Linked DNA regions of Homo sapiens: region 1 is linked to region 2. Evidence: chromatin loops called from intact Hi-C (ENCODE). Cell type or tissue: CD4-positive, alpha-beta T cell. All regions are shown on one strand. Links, peaks and the distances in the headings refer to the core of each region. The heading gives the core; the rest is flanking DNA. Region 1 overlaps TMEM170B (transmembrane protein 170B). Region 2 has its middle 59 kb from the start of ERVFRD-1.

Region 1 (15,125 bases), core at 5,806-8,305, 400 kb before region 2:
AGAGAAAAATACCACATCATGAAAATATAGTGAAAGTAGCTGTCATCTGTCACAGTCAATGACTAAGTAACTGATTTACATTGAACCATATGAAGTTAGTAGCTACTATTCGTTAGGCTTTCTAAACTTTGAATTCCCAGTCACTGGTGATGTGTATCTAGCCAACTCACTGGTGCCAATCCTGAATCTTGCTAAATCCATTTTGCACAAGTATCTTAACTTTCAAGGCACTAAGGCTTCATTTAGCTTTTAAAATCTGCCTGTGATTTACCAAAAGATTCATCAGTGGTCTGAGAGTTAACACAATTTGAAAGTGAGACTTTTAATACTTGTCAGGTAAACTATATTTTTGCTATTTAAATAAAGACATTTTAGCTAGTTAACTTTCAAGATAAAGTTGATTCCCTCATCTCAGAATAACTAGAGTCAGGGGCTAATATTTTTGGTAGAATCCTATGAATTTTGGATGGCTAAAACAAAAAATACCGTGAATTTCCTATTTGTTCATCTAAATGCGTGCAGCTCAAGTCTGAATGTGTGTATTGGTGAGAGGGCCAAATCTTTCAAAAAAATTCTTCCATTGTAAATGCATCCAACATCAAAAACATTAAGAAAGTGTCAACAGTTAAACTATCAACTCATCTGCTATTAAAAGCAAGTCATTTTTATGATCATTTACTCAACAAGTGCCACTATGTTGCTTTCTATGGAGAAAACTTTAAAATGTTCCATTCCAAAAATACTTAACAATGATGTGTAAATACTTTAAAAACAAGAGAAGCGTCATCATCAGTAGTACTCTCGAGTTAACGTTCCTTTAAACAAGGCTCTAAAAAAAGTGATTTCTGCTTAATTCAGCAAGACAGAATAAAATTTTTAAAGTGGTGATTTTTAGGAACTACCAATTTATAAGAGAAAAAGTGTTACAGTTATGGGACTCAGACGATTGATTATGCACCGCAATTCCTCTTTCTGTGTATTTGTGTCAAACTGCTTTTCCGTTTCAGTTATCCACCTAAATACATTCCCAAAAAGGGTGGAGTCATGTTACTACCAAGAGTAGATACATGTGGGTGCAGTACATAATCGTAAAAATGTATGTATGAGGTTCATGCTCTCCTGACTTGCCTAAAGTATTTACTTTTCAGTAAGATTAGAGCTGCATAACTGTAGGGGTTAAGAGTATTCTTTCCTAAACCAGCTCCTTGGATTCTATCAACAAATTGTACATATGTTTAAACTATAACATACGACATCTGTATGGAAAGAGGAGGAAGATTTTTAGGAAATTGCTAAATTCGTTCTCAAAATCAGGGAAGAGTTATTATGTAAGTTCAGTATATGTGCAATAAATGTAAAGAATGTGAAAACAACTTCCCTAAACTCAGGGGAAGAGATGATTATAGTTCATAGCTCAGTTCACTCAGAAATGTGTTTCCACTAATTTAAAAGTATTATCTGATATATCTCCACATTTACTGAAAATACTTCAGATATTAAGCATTATTTCCCCCAAATTCATGGATACATTTTTAGATAATTCAGCAACCTCCCTAACAACACTGTACTGCCTACACAGACCAGAGCTCCTTAAGTGAGAAGAGCAAACCTGTCACCACACACACACACAAAATGCAATACAATTTCAAAATGCACGGTGGTCAGTGAAGCCTCACATATAAAGAAACACAGCATGTGTAAACATGCAGTATACATACTCATCCAGTATAGTTTCTAGTCCTAACAAAACACAGGATGTAGGGCGCTTTGTCAAATATGTTTTTGTTTTTGTGTGTTACCTCTCCAAATGCTATAATTTTTAATCAAATAATATCCTTTTTATCCTGAAGAGTCTTCTTCCAAGATGTTATAACAAGGACGGGAAGTTAAGAAAGATTATAAAACCATTTGATTATTGGTCCGTTTTAACAATTCAGAGTTTCACCCGATTATTAAAAGAAATAGTAATTTACCCAGTTACCCAAAAAGTGTTACCAAATTTCTCTGCAATCGAAATCTGCTAGAATTTCTTCAGTAATTTTCCTCGTCCCTCACATCTTAAAAACAAATAATGACTGCAGAGATTCTGATTGAGACTGAGAGAAAAATCTGTAGTGTCAAGAGTGAAGTGGTTTGAGAATATTTCAGAAATTGCTCCAGGCATCGTTACTCCCTGAATTACATAATGAACATAAATTTAAAATAATAGTATTTGAAGTTAAAAAAAAATAGGCTGGGCACGGCAGCTTACACCTGTAATCCCAGCACTTTGGGAGGCCAAGGTGGGTGGATCCCTTGAGGTCGGGAGTTTGAGACCAGCCTGACCAACATAGAGAAATCTGTCTCTACTAAAAATACAAAACTGGCCAGGCATGGTGGTGCACGCCTGTAATCCCAGCTACTCGGGAGGCTGAGGAAGGAGAATCGCTTGAACCTGGGAGGCAGAGGTTGCGGTGAGCTGAGATCATGCCATTGCACTGCAGCCTGGGCAACAAGAGCGAAACTCCGTCTCAAAAAATAAATAAATAAAAGAAACAAAATAACAGCTAGGGCTTAAGCACCCTTGGCCTGTGGAAGAAAGAACTTGGTAGACACTGAATATCGTTCTATTTTTCTACAGAATTGGCACTACACTGTAGAGCCAAGGGCCCAGGGCCGGCAGAAGAAACAGACATATAGAAGACTGAAGGGTTATATATCGCTCTTACTTTTCAAGAAGAATAATTAGCAAATAGCAGAAAGTCAATAAATCAACATGGCTGAATGAATCCAAGGGAAGTAAGTGGGAATAGATAAGGGAGTCAAGGCTGACTACCTCTCTACCCTTTTCCTATTTTAACCAGTGGTCAACAGAACTCCTAATTTAATCCTGCTTGCACTGGCCATTTCCACCACCACCAATTCACAAAAGGTTCTTAAAGATCTGCTGATTTTAAAAAGAAAAAGTGAAAAGGAGATGAAGCAAGATTATAAGAAAACGTTTTTAGTTTCTTTCCTAAAGCATATGTAAGGAAAATATAGAAATGAAACAAAATTGATGAATTTTACAAAACAACATATTCAATTGGTAATGCAATTGCAAAATGTAATTTAAAAAAATTCTAGAGACTATCAGTTGATCATTTACTGTGAAATACATACTGCTTTGCCATTCATAAACAATCTCACGTAATCCTCACAATAACTACATGAGGTATTAGTCACATTTTACGGAGTATGAACTGAGGCTCAGAGAAGTTAAGTGATTTGCTCAAGGTCAAAAAGTTGACAAGTGACAGAGTCTTAATTCAATCTGTGTTGCTGGCTTGGAGTCTCGTATTCTCTTCACTATGTCACAGCCATGATATCTCAGTTATGGAAATTCTATTTAGTGGATGAACCAGGAAAATGAGAATTTGGAGGGATAACAGGCTAACTCTCAACTAAAATCAGGAAGCAAAATGTTGTCCCAAACTTTTTAGGATTTAAAAATCATCTTGCTAGCTCTTGGTGTACTCAAGGTAAAGAATTCCATCTTGGTAATTCTTGTACTTCTTACTAGAGAAAATACTTGGTAGAGCACTTTACATAGTGGATCCACACGAAGTGTTTACAAAATAGAATTATTTGCTGTATGAGTGGCAGCCTAGGTACATCAATGTGGCAGCCACATTTTCTTCATTAGAGGTTCTTTAAAGACCTTTCCCACAACATTCTGTGATTTCAAATTATCCCGTTGCTCATATCACAAATACAAGATATACAGGCCAACTCATTTCTTTATTTCTCTCATTTAAAGTACAAACAAAACCCTTATACTTTTTTGAGCAGTGAAATGTATGCTGCAAATACTAAGAAAGTATATTGGGTAACAAACTGTAACACTGTTTGGTAAACATTAAGATCTAAAGAATAATTCTGCTCCAGGCCCTGAAGATAGCCATCATTTAGGACTTCACTTATCCTAGGCAAGGTAGGCTATTACCTTGGAACTGTCCCATGGTTCGGAAGACTGCTGGTTCTCCTTCTTTTAAAGTTTTAAGCATTATTTGCAGTTTATTTGAGGCCTCCTGACTAGCTGTGATCTATGGCATTTTTAATCAGTATGTTCAACTGTAATTAGTTTGGGCATGTAGGAGTTCCTTCTTTGGGGAGCTGATTTCACTATAAACAATATTTTATTAAACATTTTTTAAATAAAGGAGTGTCCACTATAGAGGATCCTCCCTCCCTTCTTGCATTTGTCACGAAGAAAATGTACTGCTAAATCACATACGAATTTTAACAAAGTATATAACCCAAATACATCAATAAGGACTTTTGTCATGTCCCAAACAAGGGTCTCCAGCTCTATTAAGTGAAGAAAATTTTCCCAAAATTCAAAATTTTCAAACATCCTCAAACCTATTTAAAAGATCATTACACTGAACAAATTTTCCACTAGAACATGAAAGTGTTCACTGAAAAAAAGCTTTCCAAGTAGACTGTATTCATATATAGCAGCTCTCTATATACCTATATAATGATATATACGTGTGTGTATATATATCATTAAACATTTCTTGTGTCTATAGGAAAGCTACTAACTTTTTAAAAATTTCAGCATATAAATAGCTATTAAGACAATTCACAAACTCAAACTATTCAACTGCATCTCAAAACATCAAAAGAGAGACAGTTGCACAAAATCTCAATGGAAATAACTGAAAACAGCAAAGAAACCAAAAATAACCCCTAAAATTAAAAGTATACACATACACACACAATTGATAATGTAAAGCAACTTGATAATAACTGCAGGACACTCTACAAACTAATTATTAACCGTTCAATTATACTTTCATTCTAGAGTAAAAACAATAGTTTAAATCTCTTTGGTCCACACATTAGTACATTTAATGTATCCAAGTTATTTTCTTGTTAATTTTGGATTATGAATCATGCTCCATATTACTTTACCATAACTTTCTTAAATCATAAAATAAACATATGTTAAAATAAGTATTCATTCTGGAGATCTGAAACAATTTCCACATGCTATTGGTAATTCCTCTGGAAGAATACGAATGCTTTAAATTATTGACAGAATAGCCAAAGTAAAAGAAGAACACAATTCAAGTCTGGCAGAAAAGAAAAAATCAGATTGACTTGGAAAAGTTATGCCTAAATTTAATTTGTAAAAACATCAGGAATATAAAGAACACATGAAAACAATTTCAGGCCTGTACATAATAAAAATAATCAATTTTAAGATTTACTTCAAAGATCCATGCATAGTTGCTTATTATTTTTTTAAAACAAATTTCCAAGCCAGTGTTAGTAAATCTCCCAAATTGGCTTCCATACTGAGAAAAGTACTGCCTCTCCAACTTCTCATTGGTAAGTTGTGGATATACTCTGCTTCTGGATAGAGAAAAAGTGGTATGGGTAACAAAGTTCTTAAATTTGAATGTAATATAACAAAGGCCTACTTTTATAGCAAATTGGATTAAACAGCAAGGCTACCAGGTTATTTTTGGATTATCCTTAACTTCATATTCTCTGCAATGTCTCCTTTGAGTTAGCACATTATAATTGTATCTGGTGCCAAAAAAAATCTCATTAGGAGACCAGTTCAACCCTACTTCCTATACTCTTACAATTACGTATTGCCAGAACCTCTTAAAATGTTTTATATAAAGGACATTTCCACTTTTGCTATATGCCCTCACAGATTCTTCTACTAAACTTAAATCATAACTTCATATCATAAATCAAGAACTGAACAACTGAATTACTCTAATACACGCTCAGTACTGCATTGATATGCTGAGACTAATTGCCAAATTTTAAAATTATCTACTATATTCCCCAATTTTTACTTAGCAAAATTATGATGTTGCCACATGTCCAAAGTAAAATAGTTCATTACTCTTCCTATATAACTTACTTGTTACTTATTTCTACAAATGAGGTCTTTATTTCCAGAGCCTAATTTAGGCCAGTCTCTAAAAACAGTTAATACTCCAGAATGAAAGACTGTTTATGTTTTGTCAAAAATCAAGATATATGCAACACGTAATACAATCCCACTGAGATACTAGTTATAAAGATGTTTTGTCCATGAGATACAAGGCAAAAACTTTCTTTAGAAGGGTCAAAGAATGCAACATGCATTTCAGACTTTTTTCTTACAAAAATTTTTAAGAAAATCTTCAAATTACATTTTTATGACGCACAAACTACAATCAATGTGTATGACCCTTCAAGTTTCTGAATTTGTATAAACAGAATATGGATGCATGAGAGAAGCTATTAAAAGGGTGTTACTTAAGTTGGTGAAAAGTATGCACCCTATAGAGCTACTCTGAGTTCTTAAAACAGTTGAGCTAGTCTTCAGTTAAGAAGACTTATCTTCCACATCAATTAAATAACAATAATACCTAAACATATTGAAGCCCTAAATCCCAGAAACGCGCAACATTAAAAACCAAATAATTTCTCTCATATTAAACAATTCAGTATTTAGCACTCATACGGGATTTAGTGTTACCGAACAAAAATCTTAGTACATTACCTGAATTCATGTCAAATATGTTCACAGCACTCAGCTACATCTACACTTGCAAATTGTCACATGATCAATGTTAACAAAAAGAAAAGAGTTTGGCACATATATCAATACCTCAAAACGTCCCTGTAACTTAACATAACACTGTTAGGAACGATGATTTCAACACCAATGTTAACCTGATAGGCAGCTAAACAAGGTGCTTTTTCTTGTAACTTTACATAGTGTCTTAATGCACCTTGCCTGAGACAGAGGCACATAAGGTGCAGTGCGGTAGTGCAATCACTTGAACACCAGAGGGCAATCCTTCCACACAGCTCAAGGTCTTCCTTATGCTTTGACCTGCTCAGTCCACATTCTTGCACAATTTCATTTCCACTTGTTAACAATGCCGTTTTCAGGGAATCTGTACATCTGTTTCCTTATGTGAAGTAAGACATTCCCACAGAAACCTCAAAGTGTAGCGAGGATCCTTGAAAAGGAGATGATTAATGTCAGTACAGTCTGTCCAACGCCCCATACCAGCGCTTCCAAAGGGGCCATGTTCTTCCCAGCTACTCTGTAAATGCCCGCTACTGCTGCACCTAAGGAGAAACGGGAGAAAAATGAAGGGATACAGTCACTCGTTTTATAACACACTGCATGCTGCACCTTAAGAGCTCTTTTCATTTCATCAAAACATAAGTCATCATTTTTTTCTCATTTTATCCACTTTCTATGAAAAAGTTTCCCTGTGATTGGTGAAAGTTACAACTTACCATAATACACTTAGCCACTTATTTGAAAAACAGACTTTTCTATTCAACCAAAAGATATATATTTATGGTATATGCTGCATACTTGATAGCAAATATGTTCATAAACAATGAATAATTCATTATTGCAACCTCTCACCTGGGCATTCAATTAACTAGACCTCTTTAGCATTTTTGTAAACATACAGTATAACATACTGATAATTACAAGTGATAATGCAGAAAAATAACATAATTTAATGTAATTTCTAAATTATTAATAAATATTTTAATATTAAAGGTATCTTTTCTGAATAATATGAATTCTTAAATATCATGTAAAATATAATACCTGACTAATCCATCTCACAATCTACCATACAAAATAGTTCTTGCTTTTTAAATAAACCATCCGACTCTAAGTTATTTGGAGACTAGTATCTTGACGTCTAATAAGAATGGAAAATGAACCTGACATCTATTCTAGTGAGGTTCCTTAGGTAATGTACACTTCTGAGAACGGGAGAATCTCAGTGTATGAGGAACCTCAGTGCTCATCTGATTCAACATCTGATCTTCACAGACCATCCATAATGATGTGGTATCTAAGCGGCTAACTTTAAAAGTACATTTAGGAACCATAAAGGAGGAAACATTTAAATTATAATATGCCATCCCACAGATGGAGATGGCCTGAAAACTCTTTTTCTAGAAAAACTGTCTATATATCCTAAAATGGTTAGATAAAAGAACATAAGACAAAGACGAGAAGTTATCTGAAAATACTGAATTGACAATTACAATTAAGACGGAAACCTACTCATGAAAATTAGAATATAATTTTTACTTGTCAACTTAGAAAAAAATTAGCTAAAGATTAATTATTTGTACTTCACTCAAAATCTTCCAAATAAAAGTTATTGTATTGCTCTGTAAGAGATGTAAACAGGAAAAGCAAATTACTAACCTAAGCCAAGGACTTTCATATACATGTTTTAAAATAAAAGGAAATTAAAATAGTGTACTTACCATATACTATGTATTTTGCAGGAACTTTACAAATATTATCATATTTAAATATCATACCACCCCCTCAGTATTATCACCTAATTTAAAGATGAAAAAAACAGAGGTTCAGAGAGGTTCAGTTACTAGCCCCAGGAAATACAGCAAGTACAAGAGCCGGGATTTTTCAATCCAGGTTAGTCTGGCTATAAATCCCAAAATCATTCTATCACTTCATATTTATACTAAGTGAAAATGAGAACGAAGAATTCAGAGAATGATAAAGTAGCTAATAAGCATCTCAAAACTCCTAGTAGCACCAACATTTACTTAACCAAACAATGAAATCACTTGTATAATTGGTCACATATCCAAATTTTAGGATTAGATGACATTCTTTAAAAATATTAAGTATCCTACACCTTTGTTATCAGAAATTATGTTAAAATAAACTAGAGTAATACTCTTTCTCTTTGGATTCATCCTAGATTTATATGACTATCTTCCATTTTAAAAACCACATTTTAGCCTCCATCCCTCTGATACTAAGTTTTCAATCATGATCCACAGCAAGGGGAAAATCGAAGCAATTACTAGCTCAGGCTGCCTGCGAAATGGCAAACAACTGTGTCAATTCAAACGTTGCATGCTTACATAAGGTGAGGAGCATGGGTTGTAGAGCCAGGCTCCTGGATTAAAATCCAAGCTCCACTACTTAGCAACTGTGTTACACTGGACAATCACAGCCTCCCATGCCTTGCTTCCTCCACTGTAAAATAGGTGGGCACGAAGATTAAGAGATGACACTTGTCAAGTGCTTAAAACAGTGGACGATCCTAGTATGTACTCAACAAATTTTGGCTAGTAGTCGTCATAGTAGTAAAGGATAAAGATAATTCCAATCAGTGATTCACCATTCAATAAATGGTGTTGGAATGACTGGTAGCCATTTCAAAAAAATAAATTTAGGTCCCTGCTTCACACCATTCCCCAAAATAAATTTCAGATGGATTAAATAACTAAATGTTAAAAACAAAAGTACACATCTAAACTTTAAAATGTAAGAGAATTATGTTTATGATCCTAGGAAAAGAGATCTTAAGACCACAAAAAAAGGGTAAAACCCATAAAGGTTTCACATCAATGAACAGACTGGAAAAATATTTGCTATATGCAAAACAAACTGATGATTAATATTTAGAATATAAACACACATATATACATGCATAAACACACACAATCAATACAGCATTTCTGTAATCAAACAAAAACAAAACAAATGTCCACCATCAGTTGGAGATAAACTATATGAAGTCCATACCATGAACCCATACAATTTCAAAAGGAAAATATAGATTTGTATGAACTGAAATAAAAATAACTTAGATATATCATTTAGGTAACAAAGAAAATAAAACATAAAACAATACATATTCTCTACTAGTACATACATACATATGTATGTGTGTATGTATGCGGTATGTATGTAAATATGTATGAATGAATGTAATGCATCAACAAATATCTGGCGGATACATACCAAACTGAAAATAGGGCTTACTTCTGAGAAGAGCACTAGTTTGAGAGTGTTGGTCAAAAGGGGCTTTGCTCTATCTATAATGTTTTGAGTTTTACATAATGAATATAATCATATATTACTCACGTAATAAAATTTTTAAACTCTAACTTAACTTCTATACCTAACTTGCCTAAAACACCCCTAAAATTCCAAGAAACTTTCATCTTAAATGTCAGGATATGAAAGATATTTCATTTTAAATGCCAGGATATCTTTCAATCCTATTTATCAAATAAAAATATTGGTATACAATGAAAAAGTTAAATAAACTCTTGATTTAAAATAGCAGGGCATAAATATATTATGGAATATAGTAGGAAATAACTATATTCCTTGTATGCAGCTATAACTTATTCATTTTCACTGCCATACAGAATTCCAAGTATGAATATACCACAATTTATTTATCCATTCTATGGCCAACAACATGTCTTTGTTTTCAGTCCTTTACAATCCCAAACACTGCTCCTGTGAATGTTCTTGTCTACGACCCCTAGCACACACATGCAGTCAAGAGTTTCTCCATGACCCACGGGTAAAACCAGAACTGCTCAGCCCTATGGTATGGGCCTTTTCAACTTGACTAGATAGTGCCAAATTATTTTTCTAAATTAGCTGTACCAATGTGTATTTCAGTTACTCCATATCCTCAGAGGCAGGTGACATCCTTTTTTGTTTTTTAATTTTTTTTGCCAATCTAGTGGGTAAGAGATATTATCTATCTGATTAATTTACAAATCCTTGGCAATTAATGTGATTGAGTTTCTCTTCACATATTATTAGCCATTAGGGTTTCTACTTCTATGAAATGCTTAAGTCCTTTATTCACTTTTCTACCGGGTTGTCTTTTTATAACTTGAGTCACAGGGTTTTTAAAAAATATATAGTCTAGATATTAATCTTTTTACAATTATATGAAGTTATATATTATTTTAACAAATATCTTACCCCAGTTTGTTCTTTAGTTTTCACTCTCCTTAGGGTGTCTTGCTGAACAACAGCTAGTTGAAAGAGTACATTAAGATCTTTATTTTCTTGGTGATTTATGAGGCTAATATATGCAGGCATGCAGAGAAGTGGGATAGGGTTCTTGAAATAAATAACGCATGCGGATCTGCCACTGTCAACAGTGGCAAACATGATCAATTAGAAATAAGGAAAGATCCCAAATGAAGTGGAGAAAGCAATACTGCCAAGATGATCTGAAGGTGAGTAAAATATACAAAACTACAAGAACGAAGGGGAACAGGAGAGTCATCAGCAGACAGAAAACACTGATACACAACATCAAGTGCCTGCAGATGAGCATTCCAATGAAAAGTGATGTGATCTGCCCTGTGTATTTCCTGACAGAAAGCAAATGATAGCCTGTGGTCCTAGCGACTCAGGAGGCTGAGTTGGGAGGATCACTGGAGCTCAGAAGTTCAAGGGTACAGTAAGGTATGAGTGTGTCACTGCATTCCAGCCTGGGCAGCAGAGCCAGACTCTATCTCTAAAATGGAAAAAGAAAAAAAAAAAAAAGCAAGCATATGATAAAGGTTAAGGGTGAAGAGGCACAAAGAGCTATGGGTGGAAAAACAGAAAAAAAAATAGAACAAGGTTAAGGCAAGAATTAGTTTTGATAATGTGTTGATTCTATCAGTTTGCATAGTTAGATCGAGGTTGGCAAACTACAATCCACAAATCTGGCCCACCCACCTATTTTGTACAGCATGCAGGCTAAGAATAGTTTTCACATTTTTAAAGTGATTTTTTAAAATCCAGAGATTAACATTTCATGATACATGAAAATTATATGAAATTCTGATTTTAGTGTCCATCAATAATGTTTTCTTGAAATACAGCTGCACTCATTTCTGATACTGAATTATCTTTGCATTCCAAGAATAGCAATTCCTAAGGTTCTGGTGTAGCCCTCATCTTGTTTAGCAACAAGATTACACTGACCTCTGCAAACAAGCTGTGCACAGCTTTTATTCTTTCTATTTTCTGCAGTAACTTGGATCAAATATGAACTAGTTGTTCTTGAAAGTTTGGTAGAATTCTCCTGTAAACCCCTTTGGGCCTGGAGTTTTTTGGAAGAAGGGTTTTTAATATTGCAATTGGCAAAAATAATTATTTTCCTATTCATATGTTCTATTTCCCCTTATGTCAAATTTTGACATTTTATATTTAGGTATAGCTGTTCATAAAACTATTTTATTTTTATAATTCTCTATCTTTATTATTGAGATTTAGTATTTCTTCTATTATGCTCTGTATTTTACTCTTCTGCCTTAACCCTTTTTTCTTAGTTTGCCAGCAGTCTATTCATCTTATCTCTCCAAAGAACCAGTTTTTTGTTAATCTTTCATATACCTGACTTACAAAGCTTAATAGTATTTCTCCACACCAATAAAACTAAACAATGTAATCAAAAGATATCCATGCACAATAGCCATAACAGGAGTTTGGGAATTAACTTCATAAAAAGTATACAAACTTCCTATTGAGAAAAGCATTTTTAAACTCTAATAAAAGACGTAAAAGATGATCTCAATAAATAGAGCTACACTACATGTTCTTGGGTGATATAATATGGCAATTCTTCCCAAATTATCCTCTATATTCAGTTAAATCCTAATAAAAATCATTATCATACTTTTTGAGCGATCCAGTAGACATAGTCTAAAATTTATATGAAAGAATAAAGGCCCATCAACAGCTGTTAACTTTGAGAAAGGAAAGTAACAAGAGGGACCTATTCCTGACAGATATTAAGATATACCACAAAACCACTGGGATTAAAAAAAAAAAGTGACCTTTCTACAAGAATAGATAAAAAGACCAATGAATCAGAATAGAGTTCAGAGACAGATCCCTGTACTTTGAGAATGTAATATACAATAAAGGTGGCACTACAAATCAACAAGGAAATGATGAATTTTTTAGTGTTTGGCATGATAAAAACTGATTTACTATATGGCAGTGGGGGAAAAAAACACATAGAATCCTATCTAATACCTAAAACAAAGGTAGACTCTATATGGAGGATAAATTATGGCCTGAATGCCCGATGCCTCTGTTGTAAATAGAAATAACGTTTTACTGAAACAGGCCATGAGCATTCATTTACATATGTCTATGGCTGCTTTTGCACTACCTTGGCAGAACTGAATAATGTGACAGAGACCACTAGCCTGCGAAATCTAAAATATTTATTACTTGGCCCTTTACAAAAATGTTTGCCACTTCCTGCTACAGGTGAATTAAAGACCTTAATACAAAAGGAAAAACTGTAAAATTAATAGAAGAAAATATATCAGAATATCTTTTGGCAATGGAATGGAGGATAACTTCTTTAATAAAATCTTTAAGTATAAACCATAAGACAAAAACCCTTTCAGTTGATCATGTCGAAACTAAGGATTTCTGCTCCGTAAATGATATCATGGATGAAGGTAACTGATAAAAGACTGAGATAAATTATTTGCAAAGTCCAAAACCAACAAGAGGTCAATATCTCTAATATATAAAAATATCTGTAACCTAATAAAAAGGAAACAAGAATACCAAAAGAAAACCACAGAATTTAAAGAAGCAATCTGTAAAAAAGAAAACCTAAATATATAATAAACATAAGAAGAGATGCTCAAATTCACTAATAATCACAGAAATGCAAATTAAACCAACAATGAGAACTTACTTTACACTTTTAGACTGGCTAAAATTAAACAGCTAAAATTAGACATTATATAGAAACCAGTTTCTCCCAATTCTGGTATTAACTAAAAACACTATATGAAAAATCACTCTAGTTTCAAAATAAAATCTAAGAAGTAGCAAAATATAATGAATATGTAACTATATTCAGTCAGCATCTTACTGAATATAGGTATTTAGCAATCAATAACTGAACTGAAGATACAGCTATGAGTGCACTAGTATTCACAACTTGTATTAAGAAAATAAATATCACTATTCACATTGGCTAGTTTTCCTAATTCACCTGTTTGCAGGTCAGATAATTAGCCAGAAAAAAATTAAATGTTTTATTGCTAATATGGACACAAATTTTTACTTGAAATTGTGTCAGACTTACATTTTTAAGGATTTAAAAATATAACACTGCAGTTTCTAAAATCACTGGCTTACTTTATTCTTGACTGAATTGAAAATGGGTTATATATACACACATATCATCAGAGATAAATGGAAGAATTCCATTTCTCATGCTCTCTTTAAACTTTTGCAATAATATATGCAAATAAATACATATATATATATACACATACCATTTAAACTTCCAAACAAGCTGCTCCTTCTTCCTTCCCCCTCTGTTCATGGTTGCACAATTACAACAGTGGCCATGTCAAAAACTACTGGCAGCCCCTTTCATATCTGTTTGTATGCCACCACAATGAATAACTAATTTAGATTTTTTGTCCTTTGTATGGTTCTTACATTAACTCCTTCCTTCCCAACCTACGGCCATTACTCTAGTTCAGAACCTGGCCTCAAGTTTAGATTACAGTTAATGCCTCTTAATTCCTCTTCCTTCCTCTTTATTCTCTCTCCCTATCCCCTCTTCTTTCTTTCCTTTCCTCCCTCTCTTCCTCTCTCACTCCTATCCATCAAACCTATATGTTTTGCATATCCATTATGTTCTAGGTACTGTTTTATTTTTGGGGATCGAGCAGTGATGAAGACAGACCAGGTCTCTGCTCTTTCAGGGTTTTCTCTTGCTTCTTTACATTAATTCTATATTCAACTATAAAACAAAATTTCCCACTGAACTGCTTGTCCCTTGCCAACTGCATTCAAAAATATCCATTTGTTTTCCATGGCCGGCAGAATAAAGCCCAAACTTCCCAGATAGCTTTCCAAGGCCCTCTGGAATCTGGCTCGGTTCTATCTTTCCTACTGAATCTGGTACTACTCCTATTAAGCAGACCATGTGCTTTAGCTAAACCTGAGTACCTGTTTAAAACCCCGTCTATGACAAAGCATATGAGGTACCATCCATATCATCAAATTATAGGTTGAATGCAGAAACAACAAAAGCAACTATAAAAACTTAACACAAGATAACAAAAAATAGCAATTGAAGGATAAGAAAACAGACTCCTCCCCATTTCCCACAAGTATTTTATGGTTGTCTTATTAGTGCCATAGGACATACCCAGGAACATGGGAGTAGGGCTTTCCTCTCAAGACAAAGGATGTCAATCACTCTGGAAAGGGTAAAGAAGGGAATCCCTTGCATCATAAAGACAAGGTTGCCTTCTTATCTCTGAGG
Region 2 (15,125 bases), core at 4,726-7,225:
TCAGGAGTTCAAGACCAGCCTGGCCAACATGGCAAAACCTCATATCTACTAAAAATACAAAAATTAGCCAGGCTTGGTGGCGGGCGCCTGTAATTCCGGCTACTCGGAAGACTGAGACAGGAGAATCACTTGAACCCGGGAGGCGGAAGTTGCAGTGAGCTGAGATCACGCCACTGCATTCCAGCCTGGGCAACAGAGTGAGACTCTGTCTCAAAAAAAAAAAAAAGAAAAAGAAAAAAAAAGGGCTCCAAGAAGTCTTACAATATAAAAACTTGCCTTGTCTACTACTTCACAAAATTATTTTGACCCTAAAAGCTGTTTTCTCTCTTAACATTTATAAAAACCTGGTCTAGGATATTCAGATAGTTTTCGTTTTCCTCCCCCAACAAAAGGGTGAGGCCCGCCAATGTGACTCAGCTCACAGAATCATTATTGTTCTCGACTACATTCATCAAGGTCAAGTCCTCTGTCTTTAACAGTCTTTTAGAACCAATAGGCTACGGGGCAGCACCTGTTCTGATCTTTAGCACCCATACTCACCCTGAATCTGTACAAAGCTTCTAAATAAGTATGTGAAGATACTTTATTATTTCCCCCATTCATTTCTGATTATCTGAATATTTGTCTTAGAATAAACATGGAGGAAACAAACCAATAATTAATTTGGATGAGCTTTCCCAAATCATCAACTCCTTGGGACCAGGATTTTTTTGTAGAAATGCTTTGGAAAGCCCAATTTTATATGAAGAATTTTAAAATAAAAATATCTCTCAGAAGAGAACCAAAAAAGTGAAAGAAAAATAAAATACATACAAATGGGAAGATAAATAGAGTCAGAGACACATTGTCTGGCCCATCTAGAAATTTAATCTAAGAAGAGGTGCTTGATGCATGGAAAGGCTTTTGAAGGTGGCAAGAATGATAAGGACAAATACATACTTTGAAAAAATATGATTTAAGTGGTTAAACCCTGGCTATGTTAAGGCATAAGATCAATAGATGTGCTAGTGTATAAATGACATCAATCGCCACCATTTATTGGTGTCTAGTTTGAGTTAGCAGACACTACATCAAGCACATTATCTTTGCCCTCATAGCAAACCTCTTATAGATAGTTCTTATTTTCACTTTACAGAGGAGGAGGCTGAAGCTAGAAGGGAATTAAACAACTTGGCCCAAGTTTCAAGGCTGGAAAATGGAAGTAGCCCTTTCCCTATACCACACAAGCACTCTGGGAGCTGCAGGTAGAAAAGTGTACAAAGGATATTCTCTGGGTAATTGCATTACAGTCATGACCTGAGCAGGGTTTAGCTGGTAGCTTTACCCCAAATCAGGTAAGAGGCATGGACAAAAGATATTCGCGTGCAATTTTAAATATTATGACATTTGTATGTGATTTTGAATATGGTCCTCTTTGCAATTAATTTTCCTAATAGTAAAATACTCACATTATTTATTAATTCATATAACTAGTCTCTTTCTCCCCACAAAGACTAAGGTGCATACAATATTTTCGTTTTAGAAGAAGACAACTGAATAAAAAGAAAATAAAGGTAAAAAAAATAAGACGTAGCTGTTAACATAGTTCATACACAAAATGCATGTTGCAAAGGCCTGTGAACTTTGGCCTTGAGTTTTCTGGACAGCCCATGAGATAAAGAAAATGAGATCCGGCCGGGTGCGGTGGCTCACGCCTGTAATCCCAACACTTTGGGAGGCCAAGGTGGGCAGATCACCTGAGGTCAGGAGTTCACGACCAGACTGGCCAACATGGTGAAACCCCATCTCTACTAAAAAATACAAAAATTAGCTGGGCGTGGTGGTGGGAGCCTGTAATCCCAGCTACTCTCGGGAGGCTGAGGCAGGAGAATTGCTTGAACCTGGGAGGCGGAGGTTGTAGTAAGCCAAGATCACGCCACTGCACTCCAGCCTGGGCGACTAAGCAAGGCTCCATCTCAAAAAAGAAAAAGAAAAAGAAAGAAAGAAGGAAGGAAGGAAGGAAAATGAAATCCGTTATATGATTTATAAGTATCCATAAAATGAAATCAAGCCCACTGTTTCCCATACTGGGACCTCAGAGAGATTTCTCACCAGGGTCTTCATAACGGGTTATATAACACAGTAAATCATACAGCATCATGACATATCATCTTTACAGTAAATATAGTGAGACCACAGCTTGTTTCTAGTACAGCATCACTTATGTGCTATTATTCTTTCTCTAAAGTCTAACACTTTAAAGTATATGATGTGGCTTTTAAGGCCCATCATGATCTAACCCCAAATGGCTCTTTCACTCTCATTTCCTACTATATCCTTTCATGAATTCTCCTGAACAGCCTCTCTGGGCCACTCAGTCATTCCTGAGTATCTTTGATTTTTCTGTTCTTTCATCCTATTTACTCATTGTTATTCACCTTCATCTCTGACATTCAAAATACAAGTCAGGAAAGGCAGAGAGTAAGTTATACACACCTGGTGGGTGGTATATTTTGGACAGGCTTTATTAGCCTCTCCTCCAAGTTTGCACTACTATCAATACAACTTCAATCATTCATTTGTTCTGCAAATATTTATTGAACACCTATTATGTACCTGGCACTGAGGGTACAAGGGAAGCAATAAAAATTTAATACATCCCTTGCTTTATGAAACTTCCAATCTGGTGAGTGAAAAAAAAATGTTGGTTTTGTCAAAAAAGAAAAGAAAAGCGCAACTCTATGAAACACTATGAAGTCAAGATACATAGCTCCATAAGAGGGAATATTGGCGCATCCTAAAGTAGTGTGGGGAGCAGGGATGGCTTTCTTCTGGAAAAGATGTTTGATGTGAGATCTGATGAGTGAATGGACTTTATCTAAGCAAAGCTGGGAAAGGACATTCCAAGCAGAAGTAGGAGTAAGGACAAAGGCCCTGAGAACCCCAGGATCCTGCTGTGTTCTAGGACCAGGAAGAGTCCAGTGTGCCTGGCGCACAGCAGAGAAGTGGGAGAATGGTGAGAAATGAGGCTGAAGAAGTGGCAGGTACCTGGCCATGCAAGGCCTTCAAGGCCACATTAAATGATTGAAAGATTATTTATTTATTTATTTATTTATTTATTTATTTTGAGACAAAAGCTCTGTCACCCAGGCTGGAGTGCAGTGGTGTGATCTTGGCTCACTGCAACCTCCACCTCCCAGGCTCAAGTGATTCTCCTGCCTCAGCCTCCCGAGTAGCTGCGACCACAGGCCTACACCACCACGCCCGGCTAATTTTTCTGTTTTTAGTAGAGATGGGGTTTCACCATGTTGGCCAGGCTGGTCTTGAACTCCTGACCTTGTGATCCGCCATCTCAGCCTCCCAAAGTGCTGGGATTACAGGCGTGAGCCAGCACGCCTGGCCCTATTTTTATTCTTTAAGAGACAAGTCTTGCTCTATTGCCCAGGCTGAAGTGCAATGGCAAGACCCTAGTTCACAGCAGCCTGAACTCCTGGGCTCAAGCAATCCTCCCATCTCAGCCTCCCAAGTAGCTAGGATTACAGGTGTATGACACTATGCCCAGCTAATTTTTTTTTTTTTTTTTTTTTTTTTTGGAGAGACAGATATCTGTGTTGCCCAGGCTTGTCTCAAACTCCTAGCTTTGAGAGATCCTCCACCCTCAGCCTCCCAAAATGTTGGGCTTATAAGTGTGAGCCACTGCACCTGGCCTAATTAAAGAATTTTAAACAGCTATATGACACCATCATATTTTTGCTCTGAAAATAGCTCCCTGGCTGCAGTGTGGAGAGTGGTGAAGAGGGGCCATGTGGATCCTGGCAGTTCAGTTAGGAGGGCATTGAATCAGTTCTAGGAGAAGCAGTGAAGATACGTTGGATTAGAATGGAGGAGTGGAGATGGGGAGATGCAGATAGGTTCCAGGGACGTGGGAGGGCAAGTCCGTAGGAAAAGTGATGAACAGCACCTGGTGCATGATGATGAGGAGCCCGGGGAAGGGCTTCTTGGCTGGGCATCTGGATGGATGTGGATCCATTCATGAGCTAGGATGTGCCAACGCTATTTCCATCTCCATGGAACCAGCCTGGGGTGCAATCCACACTTACTGCACTCCCCCTCCCTGGCACTGAGCAAAGCGCATGAGGGAGGAGCAACATTGGGCAAGAACCTCCAGACTCTTATCTGGAGGAGGCTAAGTTAAGCCCACTTTACTTCCTCCTAGGGCGTGGATGTGTAGGCACATGCTTATTTTATGGTTGGGAAAAAAGAAGGAAAAGAAAAGAGAAAAACAGCCTTGAAATAGTTCTAGGCCAGGCACGGTGGCTCACGCCTATAATCCCAGCACTTTGGGAGGCCAAGGCGGGGGGATCATGAGGTCAGGAGTTCAAGACCAGCCTGGCTAACATAGTGAAATCTGTCTCTACTAAAAATACAAAAATTAGCCAGGCATGGTGGCGGGAGCTTGTAGTCCCAGCTACTCAGGAGGCTGAGGCAGGAGGATCGCTTGAACCTGGGAGACGAAGGTTGCAGTGAGCCAAGATCGCACCACTGCACTCCAGCCTGGGCAACAGAGTGAGACTCAGAAAAAAAAAAAAAAAAAAAAAGAACGAACGAACGAAGGAAAGAAGAAAAGAAAGAAAAAAAGAGAGAAAGAAAAGAAAGAAAGAAAGAAAGAAAAAGGAAAAGAAAGAAGGAAGGAAAGAAACAAAGAAAGAAAGAAAAGGTTTTAATGAGTAGAGGCCAGCCTGCAGGGGGAGAAACCTCTACAAGGGCAACTGAAAAGCTTCAGCACACTGACTGACCTTCATCTCAGACTCAACTATTACCAATCTCTAAAGCAAATTCCTCTGCAGCCTGGGAGGGGGCATTGAGGGGCAGGAACCACCACCATACCTCACAGCATGATTTAAGTCATCTCCCAACAACTATAATTAAGAAAACTGAGTTAACAAAAAGGGCACCTTACTTTGTCTCCTAACTGTCAATTTTCCAGAGAGACAAGAGTCAGCAGGGAATGATGTTAAATGAAAACATACCCCTAATTTTCTCTGGCCTGCCTGGCAGTCAGGAGACCACCAGACACCAGACATTGTCTATCCCCCACACAGCCCCTCACCCAGTCATCATCCAAGCGCAGTTTATGAGCCTTCTTTATGACCCAGGCAGCCTAACGGGTTTTTTTTTCAGAACCATCTGGGCCCTTTGTGACTTAAATTCCTATTAAAGAAGTTGAAGTCTCCAAGAACAATGGTTGTGAATGAGACATTTTAAACAGTGGTCAGAGAAGTAACTTATTTCAGCCTTGCCCAATGTTAAAATATCAAGACAAAGGGCTGGTGTGGGTGTATTTTTAGAATGATGTAAAGATGTAAATGGACAACTTAGTGAAGGCTGTCCTTGCCCTTGGGCAATTATTTCTACCTCTCTGTCTAGACATCCAGTCTACACTGGAAAGGACCTACGATTTGACAAAAGAAGGTTTTGGATAAATAATGGGTCCCCCAATCCTGTTTGCAAAAGAAAAATCAACAAGCAAGAAAACAAAAGATCTGCAAAGAGCACTGAGAAGGGGACATGTAGGGACCTGTATGCAGAGGAGAGCGCTCTAGAGAAAAGTTACTAGGTCCTCTGCCCCTTGCAAAGGGGAGTGAACTTGTGGGTGTTTACACGTACCAGGTGGCTTCCCGTTGAAAGGGGGCCCCCAGAAATCCTTTAGAGCGCTGACAGTGCAAATAGCTAGCACCTATTCAGCTCAGGCAACAAGGTCTTTGGGCACCACCTAGGATGTTTTGAAGCCCCTCACGCAGCGACCAGCATTTTGCAGATCTAAGGCTGTGTTCGCCTCGCACGGCGCCCCCTTGTGGTCTGATGGGAAATGAAAGGTGGAGGACAATTGGTTTTTACAACCGATTTCATCTCTAACGTGCCTGGGAAATAGGAATGCTAGTGCAGACCTGATTCGCTGTTGTGAAAATAAGCATTCAAAATAATTCTTAAGCGCTCCACAACCACGTAGCAGTACGATTACTTCCTTGCTGCACATCTCCCTAGCCTCTTGTATATTTCAGACACAGGGCATCTTGGACCATGAGTTCATCTTTCCCATCTCACTACCTAACTAACACAAAGAGTTCAATTCATGTTTGTTGACTGGCTAACTGAACCCAAAGGAATGAATCCACCTCCAAGCTCCTCCACCCCCATCCCACATTGGAGGATCCTTTTTTTTTTTTTTTAAACGGAGTCTGCCTCAGACACTCAAGACTGGACTGCAGTGGAGCTGTGTCCGGAATTGGTGGGTTCTTGGTCTCACTGACTTCAAAAATGAAGCCGCGGATCCTCGCGGTGAGTGTTACAGTTCTTAAAGGCAGCGTGTCTGGAATTTGTTCCTTCTGATGTTCGGATGTGTTCAGAGCTTCTTCCCTCTGGTGGGGTTTGTGGTCTCACTGGCGCATGAGTGAAGCTGTGGACCTTCGCAGTGAGTGTTACAGCTCTTAAGGCTGCCCGTCTGGAGTTGCTCGTTCCTCCCAGTAGGTTCGTGGTCTTGCTGGTTTCAGGAGTGAAGCTGCAGACCTTCACAGTGAGTGTTATAGCTCATAAAGGCAGTGTGGACCCAAAGACTGAGCAGTAGCAAACTTCACTGCAAAAAGCAAAAGAACAAAGCTTCCACAGCGTGGAAAGACACCCGTACAGAAAAGTACCCGAGCGGGTTACCACTGCTGGTGCAGGCAGCCTGCTTTTATTCTCTTATCTGGCCACACCCACATCCTGCTGATTGGTCCATTTTACAGAGAGCCGAGTGGTCTGTTTTGACAGGGCGCTGATTGGTGCGTTTACAATCCCTGAGCTAGACACAAAGGTTCTCCACCTCCCCACTAGATTAGCTAGATACAGAGTGTGGACACAAAGGTTCTCCAAGTCCCCACAAGAGTAGCTAGATACAGAGTGCCGATTGGTGTATTTACAATCCCTTAGCTAGACATAAAGGTTCTCCAAGTCCCGCCCAGACTCAGGAGCCCAGCTGGCGTCACCCAGTGGATCCCGCACGGGGCCGCAGGTGGAGCTACCTGCCAGTCCCGTGCGGTGTGCGCGCACTCCTCAGCCCTTGGGTGGTCGATGGGACTGGGCGCCGTGGAGCAGGGGCGCCGCTCGTCGGGGAGGCTCGGCCGCACAGGAGCTCACGGGCGTGGGGGAGAGGCTCAGGCATGGCAGGCTGCAGGTCCCGAGCCCTGCCCCGCAGGGAGGCAGCTAAGGCCCGGCGAGAAATCGAGAACAGCGCCGGTGGGCCAGCACTGCTGGGGGACCCAGCACACCCTCCGCAGCCGCTGGCCCGGGTGCTGAGCCCCTCATTGCCCGGGGCTGGCAGGCCGCTCCGAGTGCGGGGCCCACCGAGCCCACACCCACCCGGAACTCACGCTGGCCCGCAAGCACCGCGCGCAGCCCCGGTTCCCGCCCGCCCCTCTCCCTCCACACCTCCCTGCAAGCTAAGGGAGCCGGCTCCCGCCTCGGCTAGCCCAGGAAGGGGCTCCCACAGTGCAGCGGTGGGCTGAAGGGCTCCTCGAGTGCCGCCGAAGTGGGCGCCAAGGCCGAGGAGGTGCTGAGAGTGAGCGAGGGCTGTGAGGGCTGCCAGCAGGCTGTCACCTCTCAGCGCCATCTCGGCTCACCGCAACTTGTGCCTCCTCACTGCTTTAGCCTCCCGAGTAGCTTGGATTACAGGCTCCTGCCACCACGTCCCCCTGATTTTTGTATTTTTAGTAGAGACGGGGTTTCACCATGTTGGCCAGGCTGGTCTTGAACTCCTGACCTCAAGTGATCCGCCTGCCTCGGCCTCCCAAAGTGCTGGCATTACAGGCGTGAGCCACCACGCCTGGCTTGGAGGAGCCCTTTAAAGGAAAAAGAACATTGCAGGATCCTTAACAATAACTAAAAATAAAATTCCTTCAAAAGGCAGGATGTAGTGCCCATGAGTTACTGTTGTATTGTTTCCCCTTTATATAACCTTTTTCCACAATTACTTTAGTAACTTTGGTTGTTCTCGTTGAATGTCTATGTGATTTCTCTGCTGTAAGCTCCTGAGGTTGGATTTGCGCTGCACAGCAGATCCCTACAAGTCCCCTTCTCAGTGTTCCTTGAAGATCTTTTGTTTTATTGCTTGTTTCATAGTTCCCCGGGTGATCTCAGCTGCAATATACTCCTTTGCAAAGTTGCTGTAACCAGGCCAAAACCTGTCCCTAGATTTAGAATCCATGGTTTGGGATGACTGTGACGTTAATCACCCCATGCTCTCTGTCAACATGACCCAACACTTTCAGTACATCCCATCCTCATCCTCAGATCCTCATCCTCAGATCTTCAGCACTTACAGCATCTATAGGCCTTTCAACCATTGCACCAGCAAGCAAAACAACAATTATAGAGAAAATGGACAGAAGGCGAAACAAAAGAAAAGTTTTATGATCAATGAGCAAATTATAGGCAAACGTATTCATATTTAAGCATCAGGGGATATTTCATTTGTCCTGAGTAATTGATATGCTTTTTCTCATGGAAACAAGATTTTTGCAATTAACTGATCATGTTTTCCTTTACTGTAAAGGTCAGAGACAAATTTGATGCCCAATATCAGTAACTAGTAACTTATGGGTCCATCTGGGTTTTACATTTTCTCTCCATACCATCTTTTCTACCTAAATTATTCCTCAAAATTATTCCTCATCCTCTCTTTTTTAGCTACTATCTTTTTTTTTTTTTTTTTTCCTGAGATGGAGTCTCACTCTGTCGCCCAGACTGGAGTACAGTGGCACGATCTTGGCTCACTGCAACCTCTGCCTCCAGGGTTCAAGCGATTCTCTTGCCTCAGCTTCCCAAGTAGCTGGGACTACAGGTGCACACCACCACACCCAGCTAATTTTTAAAAAAATATTTTTGGTAGAGACAGGGTTTCACTATGTTGGCCAGGCTGGTCTCAAACTTCTGACCTCAAGTGATCCGCCCACCTCAGCCTCCCAAAGTGCTGGGATTACAGGCATGAGTCACTGCGCCCAGCCTTTAGCTACTATCTTTGATTACATGTGATTAGCCACATGTGAGAGCTCTGATGCTCTCTGAATGTATAAAGAAGCATGGGCTCTGCTCCTCCGTGTGCTGAGCCAATATGTTCCACAGTAGAAAGGGAGGGGCTCCAGAACTGCGGCTCATAGCAAGTTTTCTTCCATATACATCCACCACCAGGGTGCCAGGTGGAACAACTTCATCTGTTGGCAATTTCACACCCTAAATCAATCTTTCCTTGCAACTTCCCCCTGCCTCTGGTGTGAAACTGGCCCAGACTTCCATCTCTGCCATTATCAATCTCCCCTCCAGAAACCAATGCCCTTCCCAGAAATCCGGCATCAGACATGTTTTTATATGTTTGACCCTCAAAGACAGAAGTCAGGGTTAGGATTCCATTTCTTTTTCATTCAGGAGGCACCTCTGCCACTTTGTAATATCATCAATGCAAGCTTGACTTATTGGTGCCTGAAAACATCCAAGCCCGAAATACTCTACCTGGAGCCTGGTCCAGGCCCTACCCAAAGCCCTGCAACATCCATCTGTAAGCTTCATCACTGAAAGGCGCACAGACTTTCCAGCTGCAGGTGGAGGAAGTGCACCCTCCACTCTCCTCACGTTCCCCTAGAAGGGAAGGGCTTCTCTCCATCCTCACACACACACACTGCTCCTTATGACCGTGCCTCCACCTGGCAAGAAACATATTTCAGGCTCCCCACAGGCTGCTTATTAGATGCAAAGGAAAACTAGTAATTTACACCATGGGGAAATCAGTCAACGCCCTGGAGGGGAGGAATGATCAAAATCAACACCGCCAATGAGGTGAGAAGGACATCAGTGTCTCCAGAAATGAGACCTTTTTTGAGACGGATGCAGGATCACTTACGCAGTATTTCATTTTCTCGCCTCATCGTGAGGAAACATCAGACAAACACAATGAAGAACATTTGTTCTGTCTTTAAAAGGCACAGGGAAACTTATTCTGCTGCCTGTCATTGTTATGAAAGATAAAGGAAGGCTGTGGGAATGTTTCTGATTAAAGGAGGCCAGACAGACATGACAACTAGATCCAAATGTCGGGCCCTAGACTGGATCCCATCCCAGAGGAAATAAGAAAGGGCATTATTGGGTCAACTGTCATCATGGAAATACAGACTACCATTGAATAAATTAAATCAATGTTAAATTTACTCAAGTGGATAAATACTCGGTGGTTCTGTAAGAGAATATTCCTATTCTTAGCAAAGATGCACTCAAGTATTCTAGGGTAAAGGTGACTATATAGGCATGCGTGTTTTAGAAAAGCAATTTTATCTGTGTTAACAGTAAGTGGATCTCAGTAAAGGGTGTGTGCTATTGTTAGTCTCAAAGCTTTTCTGAAAATTTGGAATTATTTCCAAATGAAAAGTCAAAACAACAACAACAGCAGTTCAATCTCATCTAGAAGAGTTTGGCCTCAGTAATAGAACCTGGGTTTAAATCTCATCTCTGGCTCTTCAATGAGCTACTTCACTCTCTGCAGATCTTGATCTCCTCACCAATAAAATGGGCATAATCATAGTCGCTGTATCACAGACTTGTTAGAAGACTGAAAATTACAAATTAAACTTTACAAAGCATTGAGAACAGGGTCTGGCACATAGTCAGCTTCATATAAATGTTTAACAAATATATTGCCACCATTCTGAAATTGAAAACAAAAGAAGCACACAAAAATTTTCCAAATCTAAGAATTTCCTCTTGGGATCTGCTGACTGACTAAAATAATGTTAAGTCAACGTTTTCATAGATCGAGCATGAAGTGTGTGTTAATTGTTGGGTGACCAAGCAGAATCAAGTACAGTTGATCAAGCAGGGTTGGAAACGTGGGCGAGCTTAAGCTACTCACGCATTTCACTTTTGCAAAAGCCGTGAGATATATTAAGTAGATATTGAGTTAAAATAAGCACAGATAAAATAACTACTCGGTAATCTTCCAAACACATCTTTGGTATAATACTGAGCTTTCAGGAAATCAAGGGGGGAAATATGATAATATCCTATATGGCCTAGCCTTGCTATAGGATGCAAAGTAATTAAACCTCACAGGAGAATGACTTATTACATACCAAACACGTGGAAAAGGAAAGGCAAAAACTGCCTATCTTTGGCTTCTACAGTAATTTTTTCCTGGAGGAGAGCAGAGTTGGGGCAACTAAGAGTTTCTTTTGAAAGCTCCCAAAGTCTCTGGCCATTTGGCCGGGAAAGCCTTCCTGTCGGCAGGGCCTGAGTGAGCACTGTCTTCAAACCTCCCAGGGTCAGGTAGCTGCAGGCATCTTTGGGAAGCCACATGGTTAAACCTCCAGATTCCAGGAAGATTACTACCTAAAGCATCCAGGTGGATGGCAGGTCAAGGTGACTGCATCGAAGAAGTGTGATGAACGTTCACAGAGGTTTCTGCAAAGATTTACAACTCATCCATCCCTCTAGCTATGCTAAGCTTTATCCTGATCAAGCCAATCCACCCATGAGTTTGCACCTGGACCACACTGTCTTGGCCTCTTAAATCTCATAGAATTCCTCTTACTCTCTGACATGATATGACAGCCCTGCTCCTGTTATAAGAAATAGTTTCACTGTTCTGTTGATAAAGTGATGAACTTTTTTATATTATTACTTTAAACAAGAAATGGATTTAAACAGCAAGACACTTGACTTGAAGGAAAGCTATCTAGGATCATTTATTTTAGAGAAATTTATCCCACCTTAAAAACTGATTGCCGTACATGTAACAGCTGTGTACAAAAAGTCATGAGTCTCCTTGATTTCACAATGATAATTGAAACATATTGGAATTCTCTAATCAAATAAGTATGCAGAGGAGTCTGTTGTTGTCATTGCTATTGTTTGTCAAACAATGAAAGTAAAAAACTAAATGGGAAACAAAAATAAAAGTGGAACAAGCACACCACTAATGCATTCTTTTTTTTTTTTTCCAAGACAGAGTCTTGCTCTGTCACCCAGGCTGGAGTGCAGTGGTGCGATCTCGGCTCACTGAAACCTCTGCCTCCCGGGTTCGAGTGATTCTGCTGCCTCAGCCTCCTGAGAAGATGGGATTACAAGAGCACACCATCATGCCTGGCTAATTTTTGGATTTTTAGTAGAGACGGGGTTTCACCATGTTGGCCGGGCTGGTCTCAAACTCCTGATCTCAGGTGATCTGCCCATCTCGGCCTCCCAAAGTGCTAGGATTACAGGCATGAGCCACCATGCCCGGCCTAAGGGGTTCTTTCATAAGAAGGTTTTTCTCTACCTCATTTTCTTTTATTGTCTATATCACTAGCCATTTAGTTAAAAAAATAATAATAGTGTTATACAATAGATCTGATCACATATGTCAGTTACTTGATGTACAGTGAAGGGAGAGAACAAATGATGGGATAGAGAGAATTATGTGTACAAGTCAGGATGGGCTGGGCTCCAACTGTAATTTGCTAACTGAGAGTGTTTTTGTGTCTGTGGGTTCTGGTGTAAGGTAGTGAATCATGTGCATTTTCTTTTTTTTTTTGAAACGGAGTCTCACTCTATCGCCCAGGCTGGAGTGCAGTGGTGCAGTCTCGGCTCATCACAACCTCCACCTACCAGGCTCAAGCGATTCTCCTGTCTCAGCCTCCCAAGTAGCTGGGATGACAGGTGCGCTCCACTACACCTGGCTAATTTTTGTATTTTTAGTAGAGACGCGGTTTCACCATGTTGGCCAGGCTGGTCTCGAACTCCTGACCTCAAATGATCCACCTGCCTCGGCCTCCCAAAGTGCTGGGATTACAGACGTGAGCTACCGCTCCCGGCCTATCATGTGCATTTTCATCCTTCATTTCCAACTGTGCAGGTGCATCTGTTTCATTGATTATCCGCCCACCAAATTAGAATATGATCAGCCTCGGTGACAAATCCTGGCCTTCACACTAGGTTTATATTTAGTCACTAGTGCTCTGTGTCTCCTCTTCAACAGAATGATCCCATCCTACCTCCTTCTAATGAATTTGATGTCATTTCCTGTTTTGACCCTCCTTGGGTTTTGCATCAGTCGTGGTGACGGCTGAGGACTCCTTGGTTGCCACGCCACAAAAGATATGTCAGGTCTGCACCCCACGAGCATGGGAGAAGCCGAGGAAGGTGCAGCAGGAAGAAGGGAGGAGGGAGTGATGCTTTTAAGTATTCAGCTACACACCAGTGTCTCTTTCTAAGGATCCCCTTGAGAAATTAAAGCCAAGCTCTCCTGAATGGCTGTGTTGGTTGCTGCAGGGCCCAAGGCTTGCTTCTGTGGCCCCTTCTGTTCTCCCTAAGGGAGCTTACCTAGTCCACCAGCCTGCTCCAAACTGCTGGCGTCTCTGTCCTCGACAGTAGCCAAGGCCTTTCACCTGGACTCCTTGTTTCCCCACTTGCCGGATACAATGCAAGTCCCACACAGCAGCCAGGAGAGCCTTTACAAACACGAACCACATCCCACGCCTCACCTGCTCAATGCCAGCCAGTCCTCCTCTTTGCCCTTTGCCTCGCTGACATCTGACCTCAGCTCAACCTCGCCTCCCACATTCCAGCCACGGGGGCATCTTCTTGGTCTCTCAGATAAGCCAAAGGCATTCCCCTCAAGACCTTTGCACCAGCTACCCTGCTGCCCTGCGGCTCCCCTCCCGGCCACTCAGGAGCCCCCTTATCGTCACGCAAAGCCCAGCCACCTACACTTCCCAGTCCAAAGTACCCCCCAGCCACCTCGCAGCACACAGTGGTCTCCAGAGTCTCTCAGAATGCTCATCGCTTGCCTTTTTCTCTCTTCCTTCTTCCACCTAAAATGTGATCTCACGAGAGAAGAAAACTTGCCTGTCTTATCCACTGCTGTGTTCTCACAGACAAAAAGTGCCTGGAATAGGATATCTGCTAACAAGCATTTATTGAATGAGTCTTATGAGCATGGTAGATTTAATTTCCATGTGTGATTTTCTCATTGCTATGATCCCTAGGACACTCAGGGTCAAAGGCAAGGCTCACTTCTCCTACTTGCACAAGACCTTACGCTGTGCATTGGAGGGACCCATCGCAGCTCTGGCCTGATGTTTCCCTCCTATGTTCCTCTTGTACCGATTTGCTCATCTTAAGAAATATTTATAAAAGGCTGAATGCATCATTGAGCCTTTCTCAGCCCTTAATAAAATGTGGTGGTGTGTAAATACATTGGCAGGTGGCTTTTGCTAAATAGCACAAGATAGATTTCTGCAGGGAACAAGAGGAATCAGTCCTCCATGTCATTCACCAACTACAAGTGGGGAGAGCAAACCCAGATGCTCTCCCTATTTGAGTCAGTGCTGCAGTGGCCACAGAAAACATCCTGTCCTCTGCAGGAGGCAGGTGTGAATTCCCAGGTCACGGGTAAAGTCGGTCAACAGATGACAGGAGAGCAGACATCAGGCTGAGCCAGCCTCAGGACCACAGTGAAGGCAAACAAGGTGAGAGGGAAGCAGACTATCCACTCAGAGGCATTCATAGGACACTTTTAATTTTTTTTAAATTTTATTTATTCATTCATTTTATTTATTTATTTACTTTTTCTGAGATGGACTCTTGCTCTGTCTCCCAGGCTAGAGTGCAGTGGTGCAATCTCTGCTCACTGCAACCTCCGCCTCCCGGGTTCAAGTGATTCTCCTGCCTCAGCCTCCTGAGTAGCTGGGACTACAGGTGAATGCCACCATGCCCAGCTAATTTTTGTATTTTTAGTAAAGACAGGGTTTCACCCTGTTGGCCAGGCTGGTCCCAAACTCCTAACCTCAGTTGATCCACCTGCCGCAGCCTCCCAAAGTGCTGGGATTACAGGCATGAGCCACCGCACCCGGCCCATTCATTCATTTTAAAGATTGGTCTCCCTCTGTCACCAGACTGGAGTGCAGTGGCACAATCATAGCTCACTGCAGCCTCAGACTCCCAGGTTCAAAAGATCCTCTTGCCTCAGCCTCCTGAGTAGTTGTAAGTCAAGCTAAACTTCTTTATTGCTTATAGCATGTCTTTCTTTAAAAAAAAATTTTTTTTTAGATGACGTTTCGCTCTTGTTTGCTCAGGCTGGAGTGCAG

What was found. A loop is a pair of places that touch in the nucleus more often than their neighbours do. Peaks named below come from ENCODE experiments on the same cell type or tissue, not always from the same donor. Only the 100,000 strongest peaks of a DNase experiment are listed, where the experiment ranks them.
Region 1: a loop joins it to region 2, with 13 times the contacts of the local background. A loop is called at or near these places in 11 of 110 quality-filtered maps.

Annotation. Positions count from the first base shown.
Region 1 is chr6:11,567,419-11,582,543 of GRCh38, reverse strand. It overlaps TMEM170B (transmembrane protein 170B), which reads right to left. Exons shown (of 3, transcript NM_001100829.3): 3 at 1-7,113. The coding sequence ends at 6,983. Among named protein-coding and RNA genes, the nearest start is that of TMEM170B, 37 kb to the right of the region's middle. In CD4-positive, alpha-beta T cell, for the core only: CTCF peaks have their summits at 6,631 and 6,830 (motif pointing right); a DNase peak (open chromatin) is centred at 6,823.
Region 2 is chr6:11,163,388-11,178,512 of GRCh38, reverse strand. No RefSeq gene overlaps it. Among named protein-coding and RNA genes, the nearest start is that of ERVFRD-1, 59 kb to the right of the region's middle. RefSeq lists an enhancer at 5,663-5,957. In CD4-positive, alpha-beta T cell, for the core only: CTCF peaks have their summits at 5,601 and 5,810 (motif pointing left); a DNase peak (open chromatin) is centred at 5,812; H3K4me3 peaks cover 452 bases.